2 separate regions of the Homo sapiens genome follow, and region 2 is linked to region 1. A link is an interaction called in ENCODE POLR2A ChIA-PET data of the cell type or tissue named here. Cell type or tissue: OCI-LY7. All regions are shown on one strand. Links, peaks and the distances in the headings refer to the core of each region. The heading gives the core; the rest is flanking DNA. Region 1 has its middle 40 kb from the start of TNFAIP8. Region 2 overlaps TNFAIP8 (TNF alpha induced protein 8).

Region 1 (10,721 bases), core at 1,763-9,762:
TTGTTTGTTTTGTTTTGTTTTATTTTTTGAGACAAGGTCTTGCTCTGTTGCCTAGGCTGGAGTGCAATGGCATGATTATACCTCACTGCAGCCTCAACCTCCTGGCCTTGAGCGATCCTCCCACTTCAGCCCCCAGTGTAGTTGGGACTATAGGTACACATCACCACACCTGGCTAATTTTTAAAATTTTTCATAGACATGGGGTCTTGCTATGATGCCCAAGCTGGTCTTGAACCCTTGGGCTCAAGTGATCTTCCTGCCTTGGCCTCCCAAAGTGCTGAGATTACAGGCATGAGTTACTGTGCCCGGCCTTGGTGTTCATTTTAAAGGAAACAAAAGGTTGAAATGGCACTGTGAATTTTGAACAGTCAAATAAATATTAAAAACCCAATGAATGGGCTGGGCGTGGTGGCTCACACCTGTAATCTCAGCACTTTGGGAGGCCAAGGCAGGTGGATCACAAGGTCAGGAGATTGAGACCATCCTGGCTAACATGGTGAAACCCCGTCTCTACTAAAAATACAAAAAATTAACTGGGTGTGGTGGCGCACCTGTGGTCCCAGCTACTTGGGAGGCTGAGGCAGGAGAATCACTTGAACCCAGAAGGTGGAGGTTGCAGTGAGCCAAAATTGCGCCACTGCACTCCAGCCTGGGTGACAGAGTGAGACTCCGTCTCAAAAAAAAAAAAAAAAAAAAATCAGTGAATGAACTCATATCAATGGAACGGGCAAATAAGGTGATTAGCAAGAGCAGAGTAAAATTATTAGGAAGTGCTGATGAAGGGACATTGTGGGTGTTCACCCGTGAAGGAGGGACAAAGCTCTGGTTTATAGAGTTTGAGTGTTAAGCAGAGGAATGAAAGTATCCATAGACCTGTGGTGCTTAACAGCCTAAATGTTCATCAAATTTAACCAAACCTAGTTTAACTAAGGTTAACTTTGTTGCAGTACTACCACAGGATGGACTAGTGTGGAACCATGACAGAAAGAAAAAAGAGCTTTATATATTGACTATGAAAGATACACTATAGTATTAACTTTTAAACTAATGTATATAATATGGTCCTGTTTAAGTAAGAAAGAAGGTGGTAGGGCAAAGGATAGGCATGCTTATTTGGTATTTAAAACTTTGGGAAAAAAAATAACCAAATTATTATCTGGGATTCTAGCTGGGAATGGATTGGGGAGGAGTCTGGTTTGACACAGCAGTTTGAGCCAGAGTTTGGAAACAGAGCTGGATTCAAATTCTGACTCTGCTCTTTCTGCTATTGTAACTTGGCAATTTGCTTAACTACTTTCTTACGTAAAATGGAACTCATCAAAGCACTGACCTCATATCACGAGGATGAAAATAAGATTAAAAAATACTTAGTTCAATGCCTGGCTCATAGTAAGTGGTAAGTGCTCACCATATTTTAATTTTTACATAGAACATGTCTTACTTTTTCATTAGAAAAAAAGAAAATAGAGTTATTTCAGTGGGAAGTAGTGGTTGAGGTTAAGAGGCTTAATGACATACACCGGGACTCAAATGACACCGCCAGAGGGGGCACATTTGTTTAAAGGGAAGAGTGTGAACTTGTAAAGTTTAGGAAATAAGAATGTAGCTGGGCTCGGTGGCTCACGTGTGAAATCCCAGCACACTGGGAGGCCAAGGCAGGGTGGATCCCTTGAGCTCAGGAGTTCGAGACTACCCTGAGCAATATGGTGAAACCCTGTCCCTGCAAAAAATACAAAAAAAAAAAAAAAAAAAAAAGAATATGAAGATCTACATTCAGAAGGAAAATGTTGGGTAACTACAGTGAAAGAATACCAAAGGGCAGAGGTTAGCTCTCAGATCATGCAGAATAGGCAAATGTGGTAATTAAAAGTTCTGTAGATTCTGAATAGAATGTACATTTTTAAAAGGGAAAATGAAGTTCACTAGGATAATCTGTACTTGGGAAAATAGGCTATCTAATAAAAACCGGGACAAATACTTGTTTTGATTATTATTATAATCCTTACTTGGCTTAATATTAAGAAGGGTTAAATTATATTAAAAGAACCTCAATGAAGATGGGGAAGAATTACACTGAGAAGATATTATATGCAGTGAAAATGGTTGACAGTGCTTCAGAAATTTCCAGAACAATTGGGTAAGAGTGGTCAGCTTCGTATTTGTCATTTTTGTTATAGATAATTAGTTCAAAGCCAAGAATCTATATTTGAGTTCAAGACTACTTAACAGCTCCAAAGAAAATTCTTCTGCTTATTTTAAAAGCCCACTTTTTGAAATCTGCCACAAGCTCAAAGGAGTTTTACAGAAACCTTAAAGGTACTTGGAAGTCTGAGGGCACTCAGCTTGTAATGAAACATGAGGCTTTGGGGGCCAGGGTGGAGGGAGAGAAGGAAGGGGAGTAGGTTTTGCTTTCACTTTCTTGAGACCACCATTGCCAGAGCTGCCAAACCCCCAAATCCAGAGATGTTATACTGTTCCTAAGGGTCTCATAATAGGCACGGGCTTTGACATTTTCTTTTATTTTAAAGATGCCCTACAACAGGGAAGATATGCATTTGCTAAAGTTTAGTACTTGCCAAAATATGATAGCCTCCTTTTTAACAAATGATGTTTATTAATAGAATTGTCAGTACCTTTAATAATTTCATGGAAGTACAAATTATGTGTGCTTATTTTAAATTCTGGGACTGGTATGTTGTGAAGCAGCCTTAAGATGGAATGCTTTTATTTGGTACATATAAACATAATGTGATCCTTGTGCTTAAGAAGTTTATACACTAGCTGGAGCAACAAGGCTCAAGCACATGAAACATTTTGCATCTCACTTAGCTTTTGAATTAAGTGCTAAAGTGTATGCTGCTGACCAATTCATTTATTCAGCAAATATTAAAGTGCTTATTATTCACTAGGCATTCATGTGTGGGTTTTGAGGTTAAAGGGACAAACAAAATTAAGTTAGTTTTCCTTGCTATAGACAGAGTAAATGCAACTAGCATAAAATCTAGTAGAGGCAGCATAATTACTGGTTAAGAATGACCTGTGTCATGACACATGCCTGGCATTACAATCCCAGCTACTTGGGTGGCTGAGGCAGGAGGATTACTTGAGCCCAGGAATTCGCATCTAGCCTAGGCAATATAGCGAGATGCTGTCTCTAAAAACAAACAAACAAACAAACAAACAAACAAACAAAAAAACCATGTCTGTCGTCTGTTTTGTTCATTTGTGAATCTCCAGCACATGGGACAGGGTCTGGCCAGTGGTAAGCACTCAGTATTAGTTGCTGACTGAATAAATGCTGATAGAAATAGTCCCTGTCCTCTTGGAACTTACAAACTAGTGGTAAGACCAGGTTTTCCCGGATATGTTCATATGTTCTGTGAAATGTTTCCTCTCTCTGTCATATACACATGCACACACACACAAAAACAGACAGATTCAAAGACATACACGGTGCCCTGTGGTCTTGTTGATGGAGTCTGGAACAAAATTTGTGTATCATGCATCCTCTCCATATCCACAAACTTTTCTTCTAACCTTGTCCAACCCAAATCAGTAAGAACTTGAAACACTCACAGGTGGTAGAGTTGAGTTCATATCACTGATTGGGATTTGTTTTTTTGTTTTTGAGAACCAGAGAGACAGTACTGTGTAGTGGTTAAAAGCATCAGCTTTGGAGCCAGAGAGAAATAGGTCCAGGTCCTGGCTTTGCCTTGGATAAATTTCTTAAGACTGCATAAGCCTCAATTACTTTATCTATAAAATGAGGACATTAATAGGACCTGCTTTTCAGTGCTGTCAGGAGTTAGTAAGATTAAAGCATGTATGGCGCATAGTAAAGTACTGTACTCATCCTAACCACTTACTACAAGTTACCAATTATTTATTTTTTTTCATTATTTTCTGTCACCTAGGCTGGAGTGCAGTGGCATGATTTCGGCTTACTGCAGCCTCCACCTCCCGGGTTCAAGCAGTTCTGCTGCTTCAGCCTCCCCAGTAGCTGGGATCACAGGCACTCACCACTACGCCCGGCTAATTTTTGTGTGTGTGTGGTTTTTTGTTTTGTTTTGTTTTGTGTTTTGTTTTTCGAGATGGAGTCTCTCTTTGTTGCCCAGGCTGGAGTGCAGTGGTGCGATCTCAGCTCACTACAAGCTCCGCCTCCGGGGTTCTCACCATTCTCCTGCTTCAGCCTCCTGAGTAGCTGGGACTACAGGTGCCCGCCACCAGGCCCAGCTTATTTTTTGTATTTTTAGTAGGGACAGGGTTTCACCATGTTGGCCAGGCTGGTCTTGAACCCCTGACCTCAAATGATCCACCTATCTTGGCCTCCCAAAGTGCTGGGATTACAGGTATTAGCCATCTCACCTGGCCATAAGTTACTGATAATTCTTATTCCTGAAATGGGAGAAGAATCCTTATTATGTGTGTATGCATGTGTGTGTCTCCTTACTTTTTTCTTATCAAAAAAACAACAGACAATGTGTGTTGGCATAACCAGTAGATTGGCACACATTTGATGAGAATACTGTAGCCACAGTCTAGCTCCCAGGGGAACAGTGCCTTTCAGGGGCAGTGCTGTGCCACTGTCTGCAGAAGTTGGAGTCAGGCCCAGTGTTGTTGAACACACTGAGGAAGCTGGCAGAAGACCCCGAGGTGTAATGGACAGGAGGGAAGCATGTGGGCTGTTCATGACCTTGGAGCTTTTTTACAGGAATCAAGCTTTGCTGTCAGCTCCTGACAGGTTCCTGGTAGTGTCGTCTATCTGAAGATGAACCCCACCTCCACCACCCACACACACAGAAGTCTTGATTGCAGTTCCTGTGTGGGTCCTCTGGGTGTCTTCACACACACAGATTTGTTTATTATTTTAAATGAACTTGGCATTTCTCTGAGGCTGGTTTAATGGTGCCCATTAAAGAGATGGCAGCTCCAGAGTTTCTTCATTGTAGAGCTGGCATTTTACCATGTGAGGAAGTAATTCTGTCTTCCTACCTGTGAGGCTTATTTTCTAAATCTCCAAAACTGGAGTGTTTTTAGTTGCAATGTTAAAGCTGAAATAAATTTTTATGCACTAGTTCCTGTTCACCTAAAAGGGTAAAGAACTTTGCAGATTAGAACTACAGTTGACCTTTTTCTAGTTCTTCCACTTTTTTTTTTTTTTTTTTGAGACAGGATCTTCCTGTGTCACCCAGGCTGAAGTGCAGTGGTGAGATCATAGCTCACTGCAGCCTCTAACTCCTGGGCTCAAGCGATCCTCCCACCTCAGTCTCCTGAGTAGCTGGAACCACAGGTATGTGTCACCATGCCCAGCTAAGTTTCATATTTTTTGTAAGAAACGGTTTCGCCATGTTGCCTAGGCTCTTTTCGAACCCCTGGGTTCAAGTGATCCTCGCATCTCGACCTCCCAAAGTGCTAGGATTACAGGCGTGAGCCGTCACACCTGGCCTTCTCCACTTCTTTCTATGTCCCCTAATCATGTTGATTCTGGTACCAAGATAAAGAAGACCCTAGTGTGGAGAGATACAATGCATTTTTGAGTTGGGTTAAATTGATTAAATGACTTACTTGATGGTATTGATAAACTCTAAGGCAGAGATTCTCACACTTGGCTGCACATTAGAATCTCTTTCAAAAATCCAGGTGCCTCAGGCCTACTCCAGACTAATTAAGTCAAAATCTCTGAGGGTGAGACTCAGGTATCAGTATTTTTAAAACCTCCTCAGATGCTTCCAACATGTAGCCAATTTAAGAACCAGTGCTCGAGAACATGGCTCTCAACTGGGGGCAGTTTTGCCCTGCCCGCAAGAGACATTTGGTAATATCCAAAGACAATTTTAGCAAACTGGGAGGGGTTTGCTGCTGGTATCTAGTGGGTAGAAGACAGAGATGCTTCAAAGCATCCCACAATGCACCCAAAAGCTCCCCATAACAATTATGTGGGCCAAAATATCAGTAGAACCAAGGCTGAGAAACAATGTTCTAGAAAAATCAGGCTGAAGAAATGCCAGAGCAATGTATATGCCTGTTGTGAGGAAATAATAGCATGTAGAACTTTACATTTTTAGCCACCCGGCAAGATAATAAAAAGGAAGTAGTTTTGCCTCTGCCCTTTGAGCCTCTTCTGCGTCTGCCATCATGGAGGCCTGTCCTTGTGGCTGGTGCACCTCCTGGTTCCGATTTCTTGGGTAGGACTTCTTCCTGTAGTCCATAAATTTATTGTACTTGAATGGCTTGGAAGAAGACCCAAGTTAAGAACATTAAACCAATAGAAATTAGCCAAAATAAATAATTTTTAAATATGCTTTTAAATTGTTTGGCCTGATATAAAGTTTTCTAAAATTACAGAATGAACCATTTGAAAGTGATTATATAAGAAATTATATAAGAAATCTGATTCTATGTGCTGTAGAGACTTTTTATTCTTTCTTCCTTTTGATTAGATAAGGGGAGGCTAAGAAAGGCATTTTTTAATTGTATCAAAATCAGTTTTCTTTAATTTTGAGATATTCAGGATGCTTTCATAGCAGGTTATATTGACCTATATTTATCATCAAATATTTACCTTATATGATAATAATAATAATAATTATTATTATTATTATTTGAGATGGAGTCTCACTCTCTTGCCCAGGCTGGAGTGCAGTGGCGCGATTTCGGCTCACTGCAACCTCCACCTCCCAGGTTCAAATGATTCTCCTGCGTCAGCCTCCCAAGTAGCTGGGATTATAGGCATAGGCCACCATGCTGGCTAATTTTTTAATTTTCGTAGAGACGGGGGTTTCACCATGTTGGCCAGGCTGGTCTTGAACTCCTGACCTCAAGTAATCTGCCCGCCTTGGCTCCCAAAGTGCTGGGATTACAGGCGTGAGCTCCTGCACCCAGCCCTACCTTATATAGTTGATATCATGATCTTTATTTCCTTTGGACACATCCACTTTTCCAGAGTGTGGGACACATAAAAGATCTTCGTCATAAATAAGTTGTGTTTTTTTCTTGTATGCAGTTGTCAAATTTAGTCTTTAATCAAGGTGGTGAATTTAATTGACTTACCACCTTGATTAATTATATTAATTAATTATAGTCAAACATTAATTATAGTCAAACTGTTTTCTTCCCCAAAACTGATCAAAGTAGTCACAGCTCTTGAAATGCTCTGAATTCATTGATCTTTTGCAGGTGATTGATTGACACTTCTTTTTTTTTTTCAGTTTGTCCCTTTAAACGGGGATTTCAAGTGGTACCTTTAGTGCTCTATATCAGCCTTTTGTTCTAGAATGGATTTCTTTTTGAGACAGGTCTCCCTCTGTTAGCCAGGCTGGAGTCTGGAGTGCAGTAATGTGATCACAGCTCACTGCAGCCTTGACCTCCTGGGCTCCAGCAATCCTCCCACGTCAGCTTCCTGTGTCGCTGGGACTATATGCATGTGCCATCATGCTTGGCTAATTTTTTTTATTTTTTATTTTTGTAGAGACGGGGTTCCCCTATGTTGCCCAGGCTGGTCTTGAACTCCTTGACTCAAGTGAACCTCGTGCTTCAGTCTCCCAAAATGCTGAGATTACAGACATGAGCCACTGTGCCTAGCCTAGAACTAAATTGATGTACATATGAATCTGGAGTGATACCTGTTATAGTTTTTCAGTTTTTTTTCTTCCTCCCCCCGCATCCTCCTGCCCCCTCCCCTCTCCTGTCCCTCTTCCTGCCCCTCCTCCCCTTCCTCCTCACCATCTCATGAACCCTTGACTCCAGCGTAATGCAGTTTATTAATTCAGAAAACATTTCAGAACCTACCATGTGCATTTTGCATTAATTACTATACTGGTTTTAAAAATTGTTTTAGCCTATTATAGGGTTATTTGAGACACTAAGCCAGTACTCTTACGTGTTTGGGTCCCTTTCACTTCCAGTGGTTGGAATGTTTTAAAATAAGACTAGAAGAATAACAGCTCATATGATATTTGGCATGAATACTCCTTCAGTTTTGGAACAACATACCTGTTTCTTCATTGAATATTAGCAGTGACTCCATAATTCAAGGGATACTTTAATTGTAGTCTAATCCTGGCTTTTGTAACTGTGCTTTTAACTTAATTTATAATTGCATTAAAAGTATTCTTGGCCAGGTGTGGTGGCTGACACCTATAATTCCAGCACTTTGGGAGGTGAAGGCGGGAGAGTCACTTGAACCCAGGAGTTCAAGGCTGCAGTGAGCTGTGATGGCACTACTACACTTCAGCCTGGGCAATGAAGTGAGACCCTGTCCCTGAAATAAGATAAGATGAAATAAAATAATCCGTTTGGATATGTAAACATTTAGGTTTTTCTTCTGGCTTTGGAGTTTGTATTCCAACATGAGGTTTCGAGAAAATAATCAGTTAATACTGTAGAGACCCTTTCCTAAAAACTTGATTTAATGAGAACATTCCAACGTGTGCTTAATAACACGGCAGCTGTTGATGGTCAAATTTTCTCCTATCTGAGAGTCTGAGTGAATGTGCATATGTTGAGTGTGTGGTGTGTATGCGTACACACATGTTGTGGGAGAGTTCTCTGCTAGAATTGGGGAACAAGATGGAGAGAGAGATAATTAAATGAGTGCTTAAGGATTGAGTGGATTAAGTCCAACTAGCCTGGAACCTCTCTGGTTTCTTGGTAACCAGGATTATTATGGGTTATTTCTATGTATATTGGTGCACCTTTTATTCTATTATGCTTGACAGTACCTTCTTTATGTTAAAGAACGCCGAGGTGGATTTGTAGCCCATGTCTAGATATTTTCTAGAATAGAATCTGTTTGTCCATACATGTGAAAAGAACTGGCTTGGTTTAGGAAGTACATAATTAACAAGGTGGGACAGGAGTTACTAGTTTTCGTTTGTTTGAAAGATGTGAAAGAGGGATTAGACATGTTCTGTGTATCCCGAAGGCACAGCACCAGAACCAGTGGATTGAAGCACAGGAAAACAGATTTCTGTTCAGTTCAAGGAGTGTCCGAAGAGATCATGAACCATGGGTTGGTGGTGGGGTGGATGGAGTGTAGAAATTGCCTTTCAGTGGAGGTTGTCAAGACGACTACTGGGAGGGGACACAGGGGATTCAAGTAGTGGACTGGGAGTAGACATTGGACTAGATGATTTTTAAGGTTGATTTCAATCTAGCGACTGTGATTTTTAGGACATATTACATCTCCCGGAAAATGAAAAATGAAGATACATCTGGCAGTTGGGGAATTTCAGATTCATTGGTTCAGGGTCCCTAAAGGCTTTTTCTCTCCAACTTCTTCAAGTCCTCCTGCAATTATATTCTTTCTCTTGCACATCAATTTCTTTCCAGTTATGGAAACATCCCTATCACCATCAGAACATGCCTTTTTATCACCCTTCTTAAAAAACAAGTTAAAGAAATTTCTCTATTCAATGTAGCCTTCCAGCTCTATGGCACTTCTCTCCTGCCCATTCTGGCAGAACTGCTAGAAGACTTGTCTCCTGGGGTGTGTACAATCTCCCCTTCCTGCTGCCCCTCCCCACTCCACTACTCCTCAAAAACCCTTTCTGTTAAGGTCACCAAAGACCTCCATTTTAACAAATCCCATGGCCTGTTCTAGTCCTCATCTTTTTCAGTCTCTCAGTAGTAGTTGGCATCATCCATCCCGGCCCCCTTCTTTTTCTTTTTGTAGTATGACCTTGTAACCACCCCCACCCCCTCACTTCCCTTTGAAGCACTGTCCTGACTTGACTTCCAGGGCATCACATCCCCTTTTTTTCTCCTACCTGAATAACTGTTCTCTCCAAGGGCCTCTACAGATGGAATTGCCCCAGGGCTTAGTCCTTGACTTTCTTCTTCATACTACACTGTCTCTAGGGTTCTTAACCTGCTAAAAAAAAAACAAAAAACGAAAAACAAAAAACTAAAAAAGACTAGACTTGGCTGGGCACGGTGGCTCATGCCTGTAATCCCAACACTCCGGGAGGCCGAGGTGGGCGGATCACAAGGTCAGGAGATTGAGGCCATCCTGTTTAACACGGTGAAACCCCGTCTCTACTAAAAACACAAAAAAACTAGGCGGGCGTGGTGGCCGGTGCCTGTAGTCCCAGCTACTCAGGAGGCTGAGGCAGGAGAATGGTGTGCACCCGGGAGGCGGAGCTTGCAGTGAGCCGAGATCGAGCCACTGCACTCCAGCCTGGGCAACACCGTGAGACTCCATCTCAAAAAAAAGACTAGACTTGGATACCAAGTCTAGTTAATTGAGAACCTTTGGGGAAGACTTGTGGGCATCAGTTTTTGTTTTGTTTTGGTTTGAATTGGTTTTTTTTGTTCATATTTTGTTACTGGGTATACCAGCATACAGCCAAGATTGAGAATCTGGATGATTTCTAGTCCTGGAGGATAAATACAATACTAATAACTTCCAAATTAATGTATTTAACACATTTTTCCCAAACTCCAGATGTGATTATTCTGTTGTCTGTTTTACATTTCCACTAGAAATAGGCATCTTGATTGCATGCCCTTTACCCCACACTGGCTCCTTCCTGGGTTTGCCTTTCGTGCATGCAGCTCTCAGGCCACAAGCCCAGGAGGCATCCTGATTCCTCTGTTCACTCATCACACAGCTCACCTGGCAGCAAGTTCTTTCCACTTGCCCTAGCAAATACGCACATCCTAAATCTCACTGCTTCTCCCACCATCACTTCTCTTCTGGGTAGCCTCAGAAGCCTCCTAAC
Region 2 (10,721 bases), core at 806-8,805, 55 kb after region 1:
GGTAGAACTGGTTTAAATTATTTGGCTTACTTGGCCATAGCTCTGACTTGGTGATTAGGCTGATGACCCTAGAAGTATAGGGGTGATTACTTGACATTCCTGTCCTTGCCACCTACCTATTCCAGCATACTTTGGGGTTGCCTCTCTGTGCAAATGGGGAGGGACATGAGGGAGAGGAGATGTTGATTGTAGGTCTCAGCAGTGAAACAAGCTGGCTAGTTTCAACATGTGTAAGGGTTAATCGGGTAAATTATAATTGCTGCTAGGAGAGGCAGCCTAGCTGAGCCCACCCAGCCCTCAGGGTTGCTGGGGAAAGGGTCATTCTTGCAATCCTTAATTGTTTTCCTCTTTCCCAAAGATGAGTTCTTAATGTAACATCATGGTCCATTGACCCATTAATAAAGTTTACATTCCTGATTTGTTTTAGTCCTCTGCATTTCTAGTTCTTTAAATTCTCAGATAACCCTTCCTTTAAAAATGCAATTCGGCCAAATTAAGCAAAGAAAGGAATAATTTGATTTTTTTGTTGCTGTTGTTTAGTTATTTGAGTCATTCTATGGTCTTAGGCAATTTTCTAAATGAAACGTGGAATGTCAACTGGACTATTTTGTCGTAGAGGATGGGAGGGAGAGAACTGTTATATTTGGTAGTGGTACTAGAATAGTATAGAACCTACCAGCAAAAGTGTCTCAGAGTAATATTGTCTGTTGTTTCCTTTCTATTTTTTTAAATGGCACCATCTATCCCTATCTTGTGAACTAGTTAAACATGTTTTAATTGTATATCTTTTAAAGCTTCAGTTAGCCAGATTTTTAAAAAAATGTTTGATGTTGTTTTTTATTCCATGAATGACTCAATTGACTACATGTAGGCAGCTACTAAACTTGGCAGTTTGTTGCCATTAGCATGCCCTTGGACAGGAAGTATTCAGTATAGATATGACAAACCAGTTTCCAGGCTTAAAAATAAAGCGGGGATTTCTGGACAGAATAGGTCTTTGTCACTCATTTCAACATGTCTGATGAGTGTTAAAGTTCAAAGCCTATCCCTTTGCTTTCTCATTTTTTTTCAGGCCATCACTTTACCTGACATATTCTATTATATAGATTGAAATTTATTTCATGATGCTGGTGTTTTGTTCAGTTTTTAAAAATGAAATAAGAGGATATTTGAATAGTCATGAGAATCAGCTAGAGTCAGTATTCTCTCCTTGTTATCTCTTTCATGTTTAGTTCCTTTTAAGTCATCTCCCCACTGAGGTAGGTAATGGTGAAATAATGTTTCCCTGCCTGTAAAGCAGCTTAAATTAAAAGTAGCAAGTGTGTGCCAGGTACACTACATGACTTCTCTTCTTGAATCTGTGGTCCACTTGAAATAGCATTTTTTTCCCCAAAAGTTGCTTCCCATCAGTCTTGTAGTTCTTAATTTCATTTGTCAGGTAGTCACTTAGCAACTTGGGAAGAATCATACTATTTTGACAGATACTAACAGGTTTTTTGGCATCTTGTTGCCTACAGTTATTGCTTTATGACTTAAAAAGTAAGTTCATACTTTTTTTGCTATCTCCCGAAATAATATAATTTTCCCTCCTGTCTGTTAAAAAAAAAAACCCACACTTTCTCTTCTTTCTTTCACTTACCTATTCTAAGCAGCGTGTGTGTGTGTGTGTGTGTGTGTGTGTGCGTGTGTGTGTTTGTGTTGGGGTTTAAGAAGCCTTGACACCACATTTCCTGGAAATACTAAATTAGTCACAGCATTTATTAGATGAGAGTGTCTACAACAACAAAAAACTTTCTTTTTCTGAAGACTTAACTCCATGCAAGTGTCAATCTCTGAGCGTCTATTTGTTTTTCAAATAAGAAACTGTGCCAGGGAAAGATGATTTGAAATACAAAATGCTTGCAAGTGTTTTTAGTTTGGGGTAAGGTAAAGTCAATAATGATTCTTTGGGACATTTTTCGGGACCCAACTAAATTTCATTTGCCAAACTTAGCAATAAACCATGTTTATAAAGAATGAGGTTAAGTTCTTGTTCTGGGGCAGGACATGGCTGTGACCCTGAGGTGCTTGTGCTCTGGAGCTCCTTGACTCTTCTTTCATGATGGGAGCAGGCCTGAGTAGCCCCTGCTATGCTGTACATTGAGCTTGATAAAACTCCGGCCTTTTGAAAATACTGGAATCCTCTACCCTAAATACCCTATACCTGTTCAAATAGGATGCTTTTAGGGAAAAAAAGGGAACTGTTAACATAAGCCAAACTTTCTTTTCTTTTCTTTTCTTTTTTTTTTTTTTTTGAGAGGGAATCTTGCTGTGTTACCCAGGCTGGAGTACAGTGGTGCAATCTTGGTTCACTGCAACCTCTGCCTCCCAGGTTCAAGTGATTCTCCTCCCTCAGCCTCCCAAGTAGGTGGGATTATGGGCACCCATGACCATGCCCAGCTAATTTTTGTATTTTTATTAGAGATGGGATTTCACCATGTTGGCCAGGCTGGTCTCGAACTCATGACCTCAAGTGATCCGCCTGCCTGGGCCTCCCAAAGTGCTGGGATTACAGGCATGAGCCACCGCACCTGGCCCAAACTTTCATTGAGTTAAATGAATCCCTGGTCTGAAACTGTAATTTCTTTAGCTTTGTAGTGCTCAAGACTCTTGGACCTGAAAGTGGCTGGTAAGCGTCTTCTAGTTTTTATGATGATGGGCACATTGTAGGCAAACAGAAAATGCCTGATAACCAGTGAGGTGTGAGGACAGGCATATGATTCAGAGTGTAAAATATTTTGCAGAATTAAAACTTAGGCAGTTTTTCATGAGATTCATAAATCATCCATACATTGATATTTTTTGTGCCTCTGGCCTCATTGTTTGGTTTTTAGGCATAGGACTGTGTTTTACTCAATAGGTAGTTGTATCATCCATGGTACCACAGTCTGTCAAAACCACACCAGACATTGATAATGTATTGTGCATATGGGGTGACCTTTAGGAAGGCTTGGTAGGACCTTTTTCTTGCTGGCTCCCTTCGAGCCAGTGTGAGTGATATTCCATCTCCTAGTCTGTGTTTTGGATCACTGTTCTCACGCCTAAAGTCAGAACAGACAGACCCATGGGAGGGACTTAACCAGGTTTGTCTAGGCCGATGGAGGGCTCTAATGGGGTCACTTCTTACTCTTTTGAAAAGTGGTGGAAACTGAAATGAATTGTCTTTCAAATTTGGTCCAATCACACTTTATTGTCTGAAAACTTCTGTCACATCTTGTGGCAGCAATGGAAAAGGGAATGTTTTAGGTAACCCTTGTGTTTGAAATGCCTGCTTTTCTTTTTTTTATTGTTTTTTAAATGGATTTTTGTTTATTTTGCCACAGAAGCAGCTCTCTGTTTTAATTTGTTGGAATTTAACATCTTTGGAGTTCTTCCTGGGTTCTAGCCACTGGAACACAAATCAGTCCAGAAGCTTATTACTAGTTAACTCTAATTTAAAATAAAAATCAAATTTCAGCAGAAAGATTGGAGAAGAGAAAGATATTACTTGATTGAGCAACAGAGAAACAATGCATGAATCCACACATAAAACTCTTTAAGTTGAGTAAAGGAGGCTTTCAAACCCTAATTCATGCATTTAACAACTAAAATCCCAGCTTTTCCCATGTTGAGTTTACACAGAGAAGTTAAAAGATAAATAGACTTTATCAGACTTTGACAGTAAATTAAAGACCCTTTATCTTCCTGCCTGGAAGTTCTATAAAATAATGGGTAATAAAGGCAAGCTATTAGTCAAAATGGTCTGAATTAAGCCTGGAAAGAAAATCTTGCCTCTAAGAGCAGAAGGGTGCAAAACACTGGCCCCTCCTGGGCTTGGGCCCAGAGACAAAGGAATAGTGGTTACTATGACCCAACATCAGTCTGCAGCCAGAGTTCCAAGCATCTTCTCTGCTATCCCTAATGATTTAAAAATATATAAAAATATTTCACATTCTTTACCCTCCATCAGAATGCAGTGAGCAGTAAGTCAGCTCAAGAAAATATGACCCAGTGCCTAACCCGTTGATACTTTATTAGATGCCATTAAAACTTTAGAGAGCTGGGAGATTATTAAGGCCTACATTTGGAACCTGGAATCTTTTCCTTTGGGAACCTGGAATCTCAACTCAAGGATTCTGTAGCTTGCTTTTTTGCCTGTATCTAAGATTGCTCTATTTTGTGATAATGTAAACTTAATGGAAGAAAATTACTTCATAGATGCTAGACATTCAAGAATTAAATCCCCTTTTCATGTTAGCTAGTGTCAAAACATTTGTTTAAACATGGTTTCTAAATTTTGATGGGGTAGCATACATGGTTTTATTTTATTCTGTAGATGTAGTGAAAAAATATTTTATTTTGATACATTAACAAGGAAGATAAGACAGCATTCATTTTGAGTATTTGCTATAGAATATACCCTGCATTGGACTGTGCGTGGAGTCTGGTATTTGTATGTTTCAAGGAAATAAAGGTACAGAGAAGCACTTGTTCGTTGCCTATATAAAGACTAACTGTACAGCTGACAGCTTAAAAGTACTGTATGACACTGCATTTCTTGTCCAACAGTAGCGTCTGTTTCCTTCATTCCAAAACCAAAAAAAAACATTAAAGATGAATGCTGAAAATGTGATAGAAAAAGACCTTCCTTTTTGGCATGTCCATTAACTGCCCTCACCGTTCTTTTCCAAGCATAACTGCTAGACTGGATGGCATAAATTAAACAATTAACAGGATACTAGTTCAAGGGGAAACTCTCCAGTTAGGGTAGATTTAATTTTCAGATTTGGAAAATGAATCAAATTACACATTCAAAAGACTTGAATTCATTTTTTTCTCTAAGCATGTACTTTTTATAATATACATTGTCTAACATCGGAGAGATAAATTCAGTATTATTTTCCTAAGATACTTTCTGCCTTTTGTAGCAGTGAGAATACTAGAAATCAGCGAGGCGTGGTGGCTCATGCCTGTAATCCTGGCACTTTGGGAGGCCAAGGTGGACAGAGGTGGTCCAAGAGTTCGAGACCAGCCGGGGCAACATGGCAAAACCCCATCTCGGCCGGGCGTGGTGGCTCACACCTGTAATCCCATCACTTTGGGAGGCCGAAGCGGGCAGATCACAAAGTCAGGAGATCTAGACCATCCTGGATAACACAGTGAAACCCCGTCTCTGCTAAAAATACAAAAAATTAGCCGGGCGTGGTGGCGGGCACCTACAGTCCCAGCTACTCAAGAGGCTGAGGCAGGAGAATGGCGTGAACCCGGGAGGCGGAGCTTGCAGTGAGCCGAGATCGCGCCATGGCACTCCAGCCTGGGCGACAGAGCAAGACTCCATCTCAAAAAAAAAAAAAACCCATCTCCACAAAAAAAATTATTTTTAAATTAGCCAACTGTGGTGGCACACCTGTAGTACTAGCTACTCAGAAGGCTGAGGTGGATCACCTAAGCCTGGAAGGTGGAGGTTGTGGTGAGCAGAGATCGTGCCACTTCACTCCAGCTTAGCAACAGAGTGAGACCCTGTCTCAAAAAAAAAAAAAAAAAGAATACTAGAAATCACATCAAGAAGAAAAGTTCAATAAAATAGGTTGTCTTTCTTCATAGAAATGATGTTTTAGAGTTTATTATTTATAAGAACTTATAAAATAACAGCTAGATATGATCAATAATATAATATTTTCCAAGAACAAAGATATGACCGTAAACCTTGCTAATCATTTGACTAAGTAAAATAAATTCCTAGCTTTGTTAAATGGCCACCGCTATGTGTGCAGATTTTATAAAGGCTCCAGTCTTTTAGAAAAAGTAGCCCACATACCATAAAAATACAAGTTGACCATCATAAATTGTATCTTAACATTTTTTTAAAAAATTATGTTAGTGGCTGGGCACTATGGCTCATGCCTGTAATCCCAGCACTTTGGGAAGCCGAGGCAGGAGGATCACCTGAGGTCAGGAGTTCGAGACCAGACTGGTCAACATGGTGAAACCCCATCTCTCCTAAAATATACACAAATTAGCCAGGCATGGTGGCGCACACCTGTAATCCCAGCTACTCGGGAGGCTGAGGCAGGGGAATCGCTTGAACCTGGGAGGCAGAGGTTTCAGTGAGCCAAGATGGCGCCACTTCACTCCAGCCTGGGTGAAAGATTGAGACTCCATCTCAAAAATAAAATAAATAAATAATAAAGTTATGTTAGTTAACACTGCATTTATTTTTTATGATCTTTGTCCTATATCTCTACCATGCTGACCTTGGTAGTATGACTGGATTCTTCTTGGGTATGTATTACACCTGAAGTCATTACAGAAGACACTCAGTCCCTTCATCCACCCCAGACACAAAGCTTAATAACCATACCCAACCCCTTTTCGACAGCCTGCTGGCCACACTGACTTTCCTATAAGATAAAAACTGCCGTATGTGGGATAGCTCTTGTTAGTACACCAAGAATGACTTCCCAATAGTAAAATTACTCTTACCCCAAAATGTAAGAGAGAGTGAAGAGATGCAGATATTTTCCCTATGTTAGGCACTTCATGTACTAAGACATTTTTCATTCATTTCATTTAGAAGCTTGTTTGGAATTCTAAAAAGTCACTTCAAAACTTTCCTCACCGGGACGTCAAGACAGGCATACAACGGGAAAGTGACTAGGGATAAGTTAATACTGGTACCTTCACCAGAGGAGGAGTATGCAATGTGGAAGACCTGTTGCTGCTGTTGAGTAGTTTTCAGTCTAGAGGAGTTAACATGCATACAAGAAAGTACATATTACATGGGGGTTAGAGAGGTTTCAGAAGGGCTGTCTGTGGCTGAGATCTTTGAGGCAGAACTGTTGAGACGGAAGGGATTGGCATGAAGCTTTGGAAGACTGGACGTGTGGTTGTTTCCCAAATATGGTACGTATGCCACTGGTAGTACAGTGACTGATTTTAGGAGGTCCCAGGTATAGTATTAAATCATCTTCAGTCATATCACAAAAAAATTAGTTCCTTTTCAGTGTCCTTGGAGTCCTTGACATCATTCACAGAGAATGCCTGCGTTTTGGGCTATGTGATCTCTGCCAGCTCACAGAAGCTTACCTCTTTTTGTGCCATGTAGGTAGATGGGGATTCATAGCCTTTGGCAGGCAACAATATCTGGCTAGAAACTAATAGTATTGGTGTTTTTTTTCCTCATTGAATTATTTCTTATGGTTTTAAACATTTTTTAATGATTTTTAATGATATATTTAGGGGAGTATCAGTTTCCATTCACATAGTATATAGGGTTTCCTTTTATGTGAATTAATTTTTTTAATACAAATACATTAAGTAACCATAAGTTAAAGTAAAATACAGGTAGCGTATCGCTTATCCAAAATGCTTGGGACTGAAGTGTTTTAGATTTTGGATTTTTTTTTTCAGATTTTTGGAATATTTGCATTATACTTACTGGTTGAGCATCCTATATCCAAAAATTTGAAATCTGAAATGCTCCAATGAGCATTTTGTTTTAGTGAGTGCCATATCAGCTCTCAAAAACTTTCCAATTTTGGCATATTTTGGAGTTTGGATTTTTAAATTTGAGATGCTCAACCTGTACCGATAGTAAATAGAAAACAAGGCAAGTGGGTTAGGATGTTCCTCACATAGATACAGCATGACTTTTCAGGGGAAGAGAGATTCCAGCAAAGATCCTGGGATGGAGAAGGTAACATTTTGAGAGAAAGGTGAGTAAGAAGTTGGCAGAAGCCCAGGGGGTCCTGTTGAAGAGTCAGAGTTGGACGCCTTCTAGCTCAGCTTGGTTGCCAGCGCAGGGAACAGAGGGCTGTAGCTCTTTGCATCTTATACTCAAGGCTGTCTGCAAAGTGATTCAGAATGGTTTGAGCCCCTGATCATTTCAATGCGGGGTAGCTAGGGCATATGCCTACGGGAGCCAGGAAATTACCCAAGTGCTGGAATGGCCGGGGGGCTAATTGGAGAGGACCCTGTGTTTCCCACTCTCCTCCCTCAGTATTGCCAGAAGGTCAGATTTTTTTCTGAGAAGCCAGAAATGTGAATTTTTATTGAAAGTTCCCAACTTCTACAAGTTTTTTTAAATACTAATTACAGAAATAAAACTTAGAACCTTTTGGGGGCCAATTTTGGGGGTGATGGACATGTCCTGGAGTTAGATAGTGGTAATAGTTGCACAACATTGTGAATATAGTAAAAACCACTGAATTGTAGATTTTTAAAATGCTTACAGTGGTGAATTTTATGTGATATGAATTTTATCTTAATTAGAAAAAGAAAAAAACACTATGAGGGCCCAGCCAAAACATGTTGCCTGCCAAAAGTTTGTAAGCTTTGCTTCAAATGGAGGAATTGCTATTTGCTGCTTTTCATAATCCCAACAGAAAGCACCTTTCCACAGGGGAGCAAGTGATTGGGAATTAATGGGGGTCATGTTGTGATCCCTACGTTAACCTCTAGGCCTCTGTTTTTCTTCCTGTGGTCTCCACGGCTTCTTCTATCTCCTAAAATAGGACCCATGATAGAAATGGTGAGATGTGGAGTGGTGGACTTTCTTTTAGAGTAACGAGTGAGTAGGTGAAAAGACACAGCTACGAAAGGTGGGGGCTGCTCAAGTATTTTAGAGAAGAAATTTATTTTATTTTGCAACTACTTATAACATTGATTGGTTGTGTTATGTTACTTGCCAAAGTTTATTTTACCCAGATATTAACCATTAGAGAAGTAATTAATCTTCAAGACAGCAAGTTCGTATATTTTGGAAAACGTTTTTCAGTTCTTACCAGGGAACGACTATAATGATCTTTTTAGTTATTTTCTTCAAGTGGAAAATGAGTTTAATATAGCAAGTATATGTCATCAACATCAAAGGATTATATAATTATTTTAATAAAACAATTTGTCTTTGTAACTTTTGGGAGGCTCTATTAAATTTTAAATATAATTTTAAGTTTGCCGATTTCAATAGAGGCAAAATGTTCAATTTAGGATCTTAAAGTAAGGATTATATCCTTAGTTAATCTTCAGCTTTTTTTCTTTCGTAGCAAACTAGCAAAGAAAGGTAGAGTTTCTGCCTTTTTCTTATGACTTAAACCTAAAGAATATGACTTTTTAAAAATCTTGAACCAACATTTGTACTAAAAACAATTATTATTTTTCAAAGTGTGGGTTATTCAGTAGTTTTTGCCAGTTCCAAATGTTATCAGATGACTTTTTGGATGCCTATCTTTAGTGATGAAATGTCGCATTTAGAATAAACACTTTCCACCCAAAGAACACTGAAATTAAAATGAAAAAATATATATAAACTTAAATTTTCTTTTTTGTTTTTTTTTTTGAGATGAAATCTTGCTCTGTTGCCCAGACTGGAGTGCAGTGGTGCAATCTCGGCTCACTGCAACCTCCCCGTCCCGGCTTCAAGAGATTCTCCCACCTTAGCCTCCTGAGTAGCTAGGATTACAGGCATGTGCCACCACAGCTGGCTAATTTTTGTATTTTTAGTAGAGATGGGCTTTCACCATGCTGGCCAGGCTGGTCTCGAACTGCTCTCTGTCACCTCAGGTGATCCGCCCACCTCAGCCTCCCAAAGTGCTGGGATTACAGGTGTGAGCCACTGCACCCGGCAAAAATAAACTTTTTCAAAAGGACTGCATTGGAATATTTATTTCATATGTAAGAGTATTTGAAATATAATTAAATCTAATGTTATTTATTTGTAGCCTCTTATTTCGGTTGTTTTATAAAAATCAGTATTCATTGTCTTCCCACCCCCCCCGTCTTTCTGCTCCCCCAGAAACAACCTGAGAATGCTTTTAATCCAGCAGATACATATTAAAGATTAATTGGTCATTTATTGCAAGGAATAAACAATAAATTGTAACCAATCACTAGGATTTACTTTCAGGGAGTACGGAAACAAAAGTATGATAAGCAGTTTCCAACAGCAGTTAGAGACAGGATAGAGCATTTCTGAATGGACGGTCAATGAGGACTTCCTGATATTTGGAAGGTGATATTTGGGAGGGACTGTGGGAGACTTCACCAACTCAAGACAGGTCCCCCTTGATTCCTTCATGCCTCTGCTCAAATGTCGCCTTTTCGGAAAGGCCTTCCCCAAGTACATCAAGTACCCTAGATAAAATAACATAGTTCCCCCTCCCATACACACATTTCATTTTTCTTTTAGCCTATATTGCTGCTTGACGTATTTATATATGTTTGTTTGTTTGTTTATATATTAGGTGTCCTAGAATCTGTGCTTCCTGAGAGTAGGCACTTTGCCTGGCACATAACAGTTGCTTAATAAAATAAAAGTGTATTGAATGAGGCTGGGCCTGGTGGCTCATCCAGTAATCCAGCACTTTGGGAGGCCAAGACAGGAGGATTGCTTGAGGCCAAGAGTTTGAGACCAGCCTGGGCAACATAGCGAGACCCTGTCTCTATCAGAAAATGCAAAGATTAACCAAGCATAGTGGCATGCACATGTGGTCCCAGCTACTTAGGAGGCTGAGGTGAAAGGATCACTTGAGCTTAGGAGGTCAGAGTGACATTGCACTCCAGCCTGGGCAACAGAGTGAGACCCTGTCTCAAATAAATAATTAAATAAGAAGTAAAAAAAAAATAAAAAATAAAAATTTGTTGGAGAAAGAGTGAGGGAATGAATGGGGGAAAGTTTTTCTGCCATAAGGCTCTTGACTGTGTAG

What was found. Peaks named below come from ENCODE experiments on the same cell type or tissue, not always from the same donor. Only the 100,000 strongest peaks of a DNase experiment are listed, where the experiment ranks them.
Region 2: POLR2A ChIA-PET joins it to region 1 with 11 read pairs; 12 of 35 experiments call an interaction of 5 or more read pairs at or near these places.

Annotation. Positions count from the first base shown.
Region 1 is chr5:119,311,013-119,321,733 of GRCh38, forward strand. It overlaps a transcript of TNFAIP8 not described here. Among named protein-coding and RNA genes, the nearest start is that of TNFAIP8, 40 kb to the right of the region's middle. RefSeq lists an enhancer at 7,309-7,568. In OCI-LY7, for the core only: CTCF peaks have their summits at 4,829 and 5,041; DNase peaks (open chromatin) are centred at 2,396, 4,809 and 7,419; H3K4me3 peaks cover 2,579 bases; H3K27ac peaks cover 5,737 bases.
Region 2 is chr5:119,366,778-119,377,498 of GRCh38, forward strand. The region is part of intron 1 of TNFAIP8 (TNF alpha induced protein 8); the gene reads left to right. Among named protein-coding and RNA genes, the nearest start is that of TNFAIP8, 16 kb to the left of the region's middle. RefSeq lists an enhancer at 884-983. In OCI-LY7, for the core only: no CTCF peak of the experiment used is centred there; DNase peaks (open chromatin) are centred at 930 and 1,714; H3K4me3 peaks cover 762 bases.